Regions from separate parts of the Homo sapiens genome. Here regions 2 and 3 are each linked to region 1. Evidence: chromatin loops called from intact Hi-C (ENCODE). Cell type or tissue: Calu3. All regions are shown on one strand. Region 1 overlaps SLC25A26 (solute carrier family 25 member 26). Region 2 overlaps LOC105377144 (a long non-coding RNA gene). Region 3 overlaps LOC105377144 (a long non-coding RNA gene).

Region 1 (4,000 bases):
AATACAGAAGAGCTATGAAAGAAGTGACTGAGGGTAAAAGACAGGATGAAATTGTCAACCCTCTTGACAATGTACAATGAAAGTATAGTTGAGAGAAGTCTTTCCAGAAAGTGAAATTTGCAGGTTAAGGAGGACAAGGTGGCAAAAAGAAAGCAACAGCCTCATCATGTCAAGAGAAAGTTGTAAGATGCAGAAAGTTCGTAGGATAAGAAATAAAGAAACGAATATATAACTTAAAGTTTCTAAAATGAACAGAGGAATGAAATTTATATAACTGGAATGCTAGGATGAGACAGGGTTGGGGAAGAACATAATGTGAGCTTAATCACATCTTCCATCCCAAAGACTCAACAAACTTTATCTACTGACAAATTTTAAAACAGACATTTAAATAATATATTATCTGAAAGCACCGATGAAATAAGAACTAAAAATAAAACAGTTAAAATTTTAAAAAATAAAAAATAAAGGCTACCTCTAGAGAGTGGAACCAGAATGGAGAGGGATGGGCAGGAGACTGTTGTTTTTCATCTTAAGTCCTTCTACATTATTTGGGTTGTTACTAATTGCATATATTATTTTAATACAAGTTAACAATAAAAGAAATTAAATTTTAAATTTAACTTGTCATTATTTTAGAAGATGACTCTAAAAACAAGTACTTCATACAATGTCCAAATGTGGCATTTTAGTTTGTTTTTTAAAAACAAACTCTCATAAAAGTTGCATAAATAGCAGAGTTCACATATATGCTGGCTTCTCTAATGTTAATAAATTAACTACAGTACACTTATCAAAACCAGCTACCAGTTTTGCTGCAATGCTAATAGCTAAATTACAGATTTTGAATGTTACCAGTTTTTCCCAAAATCTTTTCTGTTCCAGGATCAAATCCAGGATCCTACACTGCATTTACTTGTTGTGTCTCCTTAGTCTTCTCTTATTTGTGGCAGTTCTTTCATCTTTCTTTATCATAACTTTGACAATTCTGTACAATGTCTCTCAATCTCGGTTTGTGTGATGTTTTCTCATGATCACACTGAGATTATGCATCTTTGGCAAGAAGACCAAAGAAGTGACATTGTGTCCTTCTTGGTGCATTATATTAGAGATGTATGATGTTAATATAATCTTATTACTGGTGATGCTAATCTTGATCACTTGGATAAAATAGTGACTGCCAGTCTTTCCAACTGTAAAATTACTATTTTCCCCTTTGTAAGTGATAAATAGCTTTGGGGAAATACTTCTAGACTATGATATTCGTTTTTTAAAATAAATGACAAATAAAGATTATATATATTAAAGTGAGCAATGTGATGATTTGATACACAATGTGTAATGATTACCACAATCAAATTAATTAACACATCCATCACTTTTCATGCTGTACCTTAAATACCCAGAACCTGCTGATCCTATAACTGACAATTTGTACCCTTTGAACAACATCTCCCCATTTACCCACCCCCTAACACCCGAGAACCATGGTTCTACTCTCTGCTTCTATGAATTTTACTTTCTTAGTTTACACATATAATACAATATTTGTCTTTCTGTTATGACACTCATTTTTGATACATTATACATATTTACAGTTATCTTTTAGAGATGCATAGTGACGTATTTCTGGATGAAATCAGAATGTCTGGTATTTGCTTCAATATCATACAGACATGTGGGAAGCAGGGTTTGGTATAGATGGAACAATACTGCTCAAGAGCTGGTAATTGATGAGACTACAGGGATTCATTTTAGTAATCTTTTTTGTGTGTCTTTAAATTTTTCCATGGTAAAAGTTTTAAAAAATTAGAACCCAAATAAATACAACTCCATGTACATATGTATCAAAAGATAACACAAATTTATCCATTCAGGTATCTTGATCGGAAAACACTATTATGCTTAAATTTACATTTTCTAATTTGAACCTTTTTTTTTTTTTTTCAAACAGTGCCAGGAAGCAGCTTCCAAGTTCATGCTGAGGTTTTTGCCACCAACATTTAAAATACAGGCATTGTGCGCCCTCTAGTGCGTTCTTCTATAATGTCAGTTTTGCACTGACAAGTTGAATAACAAAAAGCAGAGTATATTCAAAAAGGGAAAAAAAAAAATCCTCACAAAAATTTCTGCTTCTCCACTAGTCAATAAATTATCTGCTAGTTACTTGGCTATGTATACCAAAACCACTTCAAGGCCAAAGATTATCAACCTTTTCCCACCTACTCTACTGTTTCTCAGAACATATGATGCAGCACAGGGAACAAAAAAGGACAGACTACAATCAGTCAAAACATTTTTAAGCACCCCTCACAAAGGCCAGACGAAAAAGGATGCTGAAATCAATATTAATGGCTGTTTTAGAAGCATCTCATTGTGTTCTGCCCATACAAACAGTTCCATTTCTATCCTTTAGAATCCTCTAACACTCAGAAATTGTGCTCCACTCTCACTCAGGTCAAGATTTGGTTCAAGTCTTGTAGATCCCCCATCACATTATTTTCTTAGGATTTACTGAAAAATTCTATCAGTGAATTTATCTGCAAGACACAAACAGGAAGCAAAGTGTAATAAGAATCACAGGATTTGGAATTATACAAACTTGACCTCCAATTCCAGTCCTGCCACCTCCTAGTTGTATTACTTAATTTTTCTAAGCCTCTGCTTATGATCTGTACAAACAGGCTGATGTCTTACAGTTTAAGGATTAGGAAAATATATGTAAAGTTAACAATCATAATTAGTATTCAAATTTTAACTATTTTCATTATGTGATCCCAAAGTAATCTGTAGCCAGGTAGTCGAACCCACAGATAAACATTTTAATTTCCTTTGAATGATTCCAATTGCTATTTTTTAATTACACATCTAAAAAACTACATTTGACCTTCAAATTTAGTTTTCTTACATATATAGTCTCTTAATACTCCATATAAGATGGTGTTTATTCAGACAATAAGACAGTATACAGTAATGAGAACATCAAGGGTAATTCTTGACCCACACGGTATTCACTGGAGATAATTCGCACACACCTAATGAAGGATCTTCTTCATAAGTTTTATTATTTTCATGTGTCACTTCAAAAACTGTTTTGAATATATGAAATAGTTACAGGAGTAACTGTAACTAGAAAAGACAAAATTAAAATAAGAGCTATATGTAGACAGCAGTAAATATGATAAGAAAATTAATCTCAATGGAAGTACAGACAGTTTATCTGGCAGAAAACCATTAGCTTGCCTAGGAATTTAGTGAGAACTCCATAATTCTTGCTAAATGTATCTGGAGATCTTAATACCTAAGTACTTAAAACTGGTCTGCTTTTGAGAAGCAAGTATGATTAAGTCATTGGTTTGTTAAATATTTTCTGAGTGTGCTATGTGCCACACTCTTCTAGGTGTTAGATTAATAGTAGGGAACAAAACGGGAGGCATCTGCCCTCCTGATGCATACATTCTAGTGAAGGGAAGACAGCAGTAATTAATTTTTTTTTTTACTATTATTATACTTTAAGTTTTAGGGTACATGTGCACAATGTGCAGGTTAGTTACATATGTATACATGTGCCATGCTGGTGTGCTGCAACCATTAACTCATCATTTAGCATTAGATGTATCTCCTAATGCTATCCCTCCTCCCGCCCCCCACCCCACAACATCCCCAGAGTGTGATGTTCCCCTTCCTGTGTCCATGTGTTCTCATTGTTCAATTCCCATCTATGAGTGAGAACATGCCGTGTTTGGTTTTTTGTCCTTGCGATAGTTTACTGAGAATGATGATTTCCAATTTCATCCATGTCCCTACAAAGGACATTAACTCATCATTTTTTATGGCTGCGTAGTATTCCATGGTGTATATGTGCCACATTTTCTTAATCCAGTCTATCATTGTTGGACATTTGGCTTGGTTCCAAGTCTTTGCTATTGTGAATAGTGCCGCAATAAACATACGTTTGCATGTGTCTTTATAGCAGCATGATTTATAGTCCTTTGGGTAT
Region 2 (4,000 bases), 550 kb before region 1:
CTGCAGAAATTCAAAATCATACGAATTTGAAGAACAGACATCGTAAGGTTCACAGGAGGATAAGCACACAGAGAGGGTCAGTTGGGGTCTAGGCATCACAGACCCACTCCACCAGCTTTTTTTTTTTTTTAAGAGACTAGTCTCACTCTGCCGCCCAGGCTTGACTGCAGTGGCATGATTATGGTTCACTGTAACCTTGAACTCCTGGTCTCAAGCGATCCTCCCACGTCAGCTTCCTGAGTTGCTGGAATTACGGGCACATGCTGCCACACCTGGCTCCCCCATCCCCTCTTCTACCAGTTCTCCACCTGCGCAAACTGGGTCTTCTTTAACTCTCATTTTTTTAAGACAGAATACTTGTCCAGTAATCCATTTATCCATTCACTATTTATTTAGTGAGTCCCAGACACTGTGCTAAACATCAGGGATGCAACCATGACATGACATATGTTCCTGTCCGCAATGAGCCTGCAGTGTGCTGGAGATCTCGATGACTGCACCACAGGTAACAAATGCTGGGATTGGCATCAGTAGAGAATGACAGGATAATGCACTGGAAGAGCACCTAACCCAGTCTTGGAGGGTCAGGAAGGGCATCTTAGAATAAGTGATTTTTTAACCAGGATCTTAAGAGTAATCCAGTCACTTGTCAAAGGTGAAGGTACAAGGGTGATATAAGATGGTGGAATTGCACATAGAGGAAACGGTTTGTAAACTAAAGCTCAGAGGCGAGAAAGGATTTCTAGTTCATCCAGAAATCTGAAAGATTAAGATGATTTAGATTAATGAAAAGAAAATAACATAGAGATGGGAGTCCCAGGTCCACGGCTCTGGGACTGGCACAGTGATGTACTAGCAGTGTGACCTTACACAAGTCACTTCTCTTGGGGCCTCAATTTCCTCATCTGTAATACAAAGGGATTGGCCTAGGAGACAGTGGAGAGTAGAGGAACATAAAGCCCCCACCTCATGTCCCTGGCACAAAGATTCTTGAGGGACTTGTGTTGGAGGGGCAAGGCCGGTCACCTTGGTCTCCGTCTTTAGAACTACTTCATGTTCCTGCAGTCATGTGGGAAGGAGGGCACCAGGGAGGCCGTGGAAACTTTCCCAGGACCTGGGCCACTGAAGTCGCCACCGAGTTCTATTATCAGAAGGAGACATTTGTACAGTCCTCGCTCTTTGATAGTCTGTGTCTAAAATGTTTTGTTAAGCCTGGAAAAAGGCAAATACTTACGTGTGATTAGATGGCATGCTGAAAGAACTTTCAATGTTTAATGAATGGAAAGCAAATATTGATTGGAACTTTTAAAATGGTGTATAGCATAAAAAACAATGTTTACTAAGGCACTTACACTTGTCCTGCACATAGTAGGTGCTTAGTAATGATCTTGATTTAAATAAACGTATAATACACCTAGTAACCCTGATACTAGATGTTTGTTACATAGGACTTGTTACTATTTGATTTCCAAAAAAAAAAAAAAAAAAAAAAAAAAAAGCCACCTAGTTTTAGGGCAAGTTCCCAATGTATTAACTTAAGCTCATGGGATGTTTTTCTCCATGTAAATTTCTTCTGACTTGAAACAGTACCCATGGCAGTGGCCAAACAAATGTCAGTCAAGGCAAAGCCATATCGTCACATCACAACATGTTGTAATCAAGGTCACAGACCAAACTCATGCTTTATCTCTCAACTGCTAAGGTCTTTGTGCTGCTGAGAACAACTGTTACAAATACTGGAAGATATTGCTTAAAGGCAAACAGAATGAGTACTTGGAGGAGTTGGCCCCATAAATGATATATTTCATAACTGATTCCACTTTTAAAGGAAGCTGCTTCTGTTGTTAAATACCCATAAGATAGGTGCCCCCTGCATAGCTATAACCTATAGTCTTTTAAACTATACATAAGAACCATTTAAAATACTTTGGTAGGTAAGACTGCATTAACAGAAACAAAGAGGTTAATTTGGGAAGGTTATACTTTGGTTTCACGAAAACACGTCAAGCTGTTCAGCCCACATTACACCTGGTGCAGACATCACACCGTAATCACACAGGCCATGCGTCATTTCATCTCTGCTCACCCAAAACAAGAGATGTCGCCAGTGAAAAATATTTTCTAGGTGGGAGATGTTCAGGTAAGGATTTCAGAGGCAAGAGAATTTAAAAGCAGCTAGTGTGAACTTTTTCTCAAAAAACCCTAAAAATTAGAGAAGGCCATATGCGGTCTTTGGAACAGACACATAACTGGAATGTCGCCACCCCTTTCTTGAGTTTGAGAGGCACCAATATGCATTCCCAGACCATGTGTTTTCAAGCACCCTTACTTGTCTAAGGGCCACCTAGGAGACAGCTGATAACAGCTCCAGAAATCACCACAAGGGGGAGCATTGACCTGGCGAGTCAGGTGGAGTCTATAGTCTGGACTTTTAGGGCACCTCATGAAGCCAACTTGCAACATTCACAGGTTCAGCCATTACCCAAGCTGGAAGCCAGCCCTGTAACACTTAGTCCGTGTGAGCTGAACATCTACCACCTTTTAGGATCCCAACCAAACTCTTATCCTACAAGTCACCCCAGGGGTCTGGAAGCTTCTCAAGCAAAATGTTTTCTTTACTCCCTGTTCTGAACATTGGGAGTGTGCTGCGTAAACCTCCCGAGAAAGCTCAATTCAAATGTCTGCAATCCTTCTTAGAAAGGGGAGGATCTGTCTTTTGGGCCCTGCGGGTAATTCCTCTTCCTAATGCTGACCACGGGGACTCCCCAAGAACATTTCCACTTCAGCAAGAATGTTGAACAATTTGCGTAACCTTTCCCAGGTACCTGCTATAACCCATTCTAGAAATCTAAATAGAAAACTCTATTTTTCCATCTAGTGTCCATGCAAGGATGGTGCATTTCTGCCAAAAATAAGTTTGGGGTCTGGCGTGTTATCTCCAGTTGATTCTTACAAATGACTGACCAAAGAAAGTGAAAGAGAAAAGAAAACAATTCGTGGAAAACTCATAAATAACTGTTTGTCCCCCTCCCCCAAAGCTCTGTAAATGTAAAGAACACAACATATATGGAAAATACACCCAAATTTAATGTGCAGTTTGCTTGCCATGTAACTGTTCATACATATTTTGCCACCTAAAGAAAACTGTGCAGCTTCTAATTGTTTTGTTCCATTTTGTTTTGTTTGACACGGAATTTCACTCTTATTGCCCAGGCTGGAGTACAATGGCTCAATCTCGGCTCACTGCAACCTCCGCATCCCGGGTTCAAGTGATTCTCCTGCCTGAGTCTCCCAAGTAGCTGGGATTACAGGCATGTGCCACTATGCACAGCTAATTTTTGTATTTTTAGTAGAGATGGGGTTTCTCCATGTTGGTCAGGCTGGTCTCGAACTCCCAACCTCAGGTGATCCTCCCACCTCGGCTTCCCAAAGTGCTGGGATTACAGGTGTGAGCCACCGTGCCTGGCCTCTAATTGTTATTGTGACATATTTTCTTCTGGCTTTACAATTTATTTTTGTAACTGAGGCCTTAGACCCTAGGTGCTAAGACGGTGCAGGTCATTTTTGTGTAGAAAGTTACACTAATGTTGACAATTCACTTGCACTTGACAATTCACTTTTTGGCCAAAGAGGAAATAAAAAGAAAGTATATTGGTGTGCAATATACTAGCTTTGGAAAATGAGAACAGTTTAAGGATCTGGTTAGAATTTACAGGTCTCCCAACCTAAAACTCACTGTTATTCCTATTATTGCAGTTTCATTGGAGCAGAAAATTTAACCCAATGACCAGGAAACTGAAGAGACTCCGTAGCCTGAGAAGGGAATTATTCAAAGGAAAAAGGTCCTAACTTACGTGTTGAAACTCTGTTCAAAACTTCTAAGGGAAAGAATAGGCCATATAGGAACATTCCTGATATTGGTCATTTGTATTTCTGAAACTCTTCACAGTAAACCATCTCGGCGTACGTTGTTACTTTGAATTTTCACAGCAACCCTGAG
Region 3 (4,000 bases), 540 kb before region 1:
GTAACCCTACCTGGGTCTTCAGTGATCCCGCAACCTTATCAGAAGCTGATGAGAAATACAGGGCCCTTGTTCACAACCTGCAGGGGGATACTGTGGCTCCTCCGAATAAAGGTAATGACAGGCATAGTCATTTGAATACTTATCTACCAAGGTATCTGCCAGCCCATCAAATGTTCGCTGGTAAACAGTTAATCTGAACTGGTGGATTCCTGCAGACAGGGAGCAATTGAGGTCCCCTTGCCAGAGAGGGAGAGAAGAATTTGTCTGATTCAGAATGTAGATGCTGGGCCTGCTGGCTGCTGAATAGCCTCCCATTAAAGAGCACAGAAGCTTTTGCATTGGTATCGAAAGCTTGGGCATGTGGGCACTGAGCCCAGCCGGGGCCTGAGGTATCTTCCTGCAAGGGCATCTGAGACCAGGCTAAGCCACCAAAGCTGGATCCCAGGCTTCCTAGGAGGAGACCTCCTTCTGCTCTTGCAAAGGAAACCTTTGGCACAGATGTTATTTAGTTTTTCTAACTCCGTTGACTACAACAATGTAAAAACAGACGTATTTGAAACACACATTTGGAGAAAAAAAATATGGAGTTTATTCTGTTTTTATTTATCTTTACAAGATGTGTTAATTTAATACAGGGAAAGGGAAAACAAATGGTCTATAATCTTACTGCCCAATAATTTCTCTTGGCATCACTTTTGGAACTTTTTTCCCAGCTTAACACGTGCAGAAATATGTACAAATCAAAAGCATAGAGCTTGATGAATTTTCACACACTAAACACACCTTTGTTGCTGGTACAAGCTCCCAGATCAAGAGAAAACATCATCAACCCTCCTCCAAGTCTCCTTGGTGGAGACTTCTTCTAGGCATGACCCACATCCAAGGGCAATCTTGAGCTGAACTTCTCGCAGCATAGATTAGTTTTGCCTTGGCATTTTTTCCTTAATTGACACAAATAATACAGTTCTGTGTAATCAGAGGAACTTAGAAATACAGAAATACAAACTTGAAAGCAAAGCCCTCCCTTTCTTCTTACCTCCTTGTCCCTCAATGCAACTTCCATTAATAGACTTTTTGTTTCTGTTTTATTTTTGCCTTTTTTCAGGGAAATGTGTATGCTGTTTGCTAACATTATTATGTTTTCTTCTTTTTCTCCTCCTGCCCTCCTCTTCCCTCTCCTTCCCCTTCCTCCTCCTCCTCCTTCTTGTTCTTTTACTTTACACACAGCACATCATATATATGTATTGTCCTATTAGTTGCTTACCTTATTTGTACCATTTTTTCCTCATCAAAGGCTATTTGTACAGATCGTATACTAGTCTGATAATAATACTTCAGTAGGGAGTTTGGGAGACAAGGAGGAGGGACATTTCATGTTTTATAACCAAAATAAATTATGTTCTTGAATAGTAGAAAGAAGAAAATTTTTTAAAGATACCTTTTTGTCTCCTTCTGTAAAAAGGCAAACAGTGGCTCACACCTGTAATCTCAGTACTTCAGGAGGCTGAGGTGGGAGGATTGCTTGAGGCCAGGGTTTGAGACCAGCCTGGACAATGCAGCAAGACCTCATCTCTACAAAAAAAATTTAAAAATTAGCTAGGCGTGGTGGTGCACACCTGTAGCCCCAGCTACTTGGGAAGCTGAAGTGAGAGGATGGCTTGAGGCTGCAATGTGCTACTATCACCCTACTGCTCTCCAGCCTGGGCAACAGAGCAAGATCCTGTTTCAAAAAAAAAAAAAGTAAACTAAGTTCCCTGTGGCAATTCCTTTCTCTTCTCCAGATTTCTGGGTTCCTCTATAACAGACATGAGAAAAGAAAGCCCCCTCAAACCATGCAATGGACCCTCTGTGCTCAGACCCCAGGAAACTCAGCCCCATCAGGGGTAATCCTGCAACAACTCTAGAAAAGCCCATTCCTGAACTATGGTGTTAGTTGGTCTAATATTTCATTATTATTTAATATTTTCTTTGCTATCAGGATGAAAAATGAAAGCCTTTCTTTCCAAAACAAAATACCTAGAGATCACCTAAGTTTCCTTCAGTGAGCTGGTTTAACTCTGTTTTTCTTTGGCAGAGGAAATTGCCGTCCTAGAGAGGCATTTTTCAGTATTGCAGACTTAAAGCCTGCAACTTAATTTTAATTAAAATATATTTTTTTCCAGTAGGTGGCACTAGTGTGTTTAGCTAGAGTTAATATGTGCCCATTGAGGGGAATTGTGCAGTTCAAAGTAGCAGCACTTAGCACTTATCAACACGTTCCCCCTACACTCCTAGAGGCTGTCTTGACTTCTCAGCACTTCGAATGAGATTGCAAGATACCCAGACAAGCATTTCAGAAACTGGCCCTTGACTTGTGGCTAATGAAAAATAGATTACAGAAAGGGGAGAATGGATCGCCACTGAAGAATATTCCCTTTGCCCTTTAGTTCATTTAAGGAAATATAATATCTGAAATTTAAAGTCCGGAATTGACATTTTCCTTGTACATACAACTAAACACCGATGAAACAGTAAAAGACTAGCAGGCCTAAAAGTCAGCTACTTAACACGAACATCCAAAGACAGCCATGCACTTTGCTTCTGTTTCAGATTTTCCATTTGTGAGAAAAACGTAATAGTGTCTTTCCCCAAAGAATCATTGTATTTGATGATGTCTCAAGAGAAGACATCAAGAATGCACTCCATTCAAGGTCAATTTATATAATGCTGTCCAAAAGACTTTAGCCTTCACCACCTTTCAGCAATATTGTAAAGGGAAAATTAGAGCTACTCTGTGCATCACAGAGTCTGGGAGAATATAAGACGATACGCTGTGTGGGTGCTTGAATTGTGTTGAGTACGATCCCAGTTTCTTCCCTTTTCTGACTGTATCACCATGGAAGAGTCATCTAAACTCTTTGCTTATTATCCATCTGAAAAATGGAATTCAATATAATAACTTCTATTATTATTATTATTATTATTATTTTGAGATGGAGTCTTGCTCTGTCACCCAGGCTAGAGTTCAGTGGCATGATGTCGGCTCACTGCAGCCTCTGCCTCCTGGGTCCAAGCAGTTCTCCTGCCTCAGCCTCCTATGTAGCTGGGATTACAGGCACCTGCCACCGTGCCCGGCTAATTTTTGTATTTTTAGTAGAGACAGGGTTACACCGTCTTGGCCAGAGTGGTCTCAAACTCCTGACCTCATGGTCCACTCGCCTCGGCCTCCCAAAATGCTGGGATTACAGGCATGAGCCACCGCGCCCAGCCTCCTTTTGTTATTAAGAGTAAAACAAAAAGCCAGGTCTTTACAAAGCGTCAGGCTTGAGTTGTGGATACGGTGTTGTTTTTTCATAGATATAATATTGTGAAATATATATCTGGTCTTCGCCCAGTTTTCTGTCCTGTAGCTCCTAAAATCCTTGGACTCTCCAGAGTGATGAGCGTCTTTTGTATGCTAATGAGATGACTGGCAGCCTGGGGCTTGCTGGGTAGCTTCAGGATGGGGGCTGGTCATCAGGAAGAACAAGCCACCCTTAGAGGGTCAGCCCCACCCCCCAATCTCCAGGGAGAGAAAAGGGCTGAAGGTTAAATTGTCCAGTGGTTTAATCAATCCTGACTATGTAATGAAGTCTCCTTAAAAACCCAAAAGGACAGGGTTCAGAGAGCTTCTGGATAGCTAATACCTGGGAATTCCTAAAAAGTGGCTCGCCGTGGGAGGGGATGAAAACTCCATGCCCCTTCCGGTATGCCTTGACCTATGCGTCTCTTCATCTATATCCTTTGTGAAATCTGTTATAATAAACCAATACATCTAAGTGTTTTCCTGAGTTCTGTAAGCTGCTCTAGCAAATTAATGGAATCCATAGATAGGGTAATGGGAACACTGACTGATAGCCAATTGGTCAGAGGTTATCACAGGTAAAAACAACTTGGGGTTTGCCATTGGCACGGAAGTTGGGGGCAGTCTTGTGGACTGAGCCCTCAACCAATGGGATCTGATGCTGTCTCCAGGTAGATA

Evidence for each region. A loop is a pair of places that touch in the nucleus more often than their neighbours do. Peaks named below come from ENCODE experiments on the same cell type or tissue, not always from the same donor. Only the 100,000 strongest peaks of a DNase experiment are listed, where the experiment ranks them.
Region 2: a loop joins it to region 1, with 6 times the contacts of the local background. A loop is called at or near these places in 96 of 110 quality-filtered maps.
Region 3: it touches region 1 in a loop (9-fold over the local background); 93 of 110 quality-filtered maps call a loop at or near these places.

What each region holds. Positions count from the first base shown.
Region 1 is chr3:66,274,905-66,278,904 of GRCh38, reverse strand. The region is part of intron 5 of SLC25A26 (solute carrier family 25 member 26); the gene reads right to left. Among named protein-coding and RNA genes, the nearest start is that of SLC25A26, 56 kb to the right of the region's middle. In Calu3, no CTCF peak of the experiment used is centred here; a DNase peak (open chromatin) is centred at 2,014.
Region 2 is chr3:66,820,855-66,824,854 of GRCh38, reverse strand. All of the region lies in intron 2 of LOC105377144 (a long non-coding RNA gene), which reads left to right. Among named protein-coding and RNA genes, the nearest start is that of KBTBD8, 180 kb to the left of the region's middle. In Calu3, a CTCF peak has its summit at 2,412 (motif pointing right); a DNase peak (open chromatin) is centred at 2,384.
Region 3 is chr3:66,814,507-66,818,506 of GRCh38, reverse strand. All of the region lies in intron 2 of LOC105377144 (a long non-coding RNA gene), which reads left to right. Among named protein-coding and RNA genes, the nearest start is that of KBTBD8, 180 kb to the left of the region's middle. In Calu3, CTCF peaks have their summits at 1,917 and 2,175 (motif pointing right); no DNase peak of the experiment used is centred here.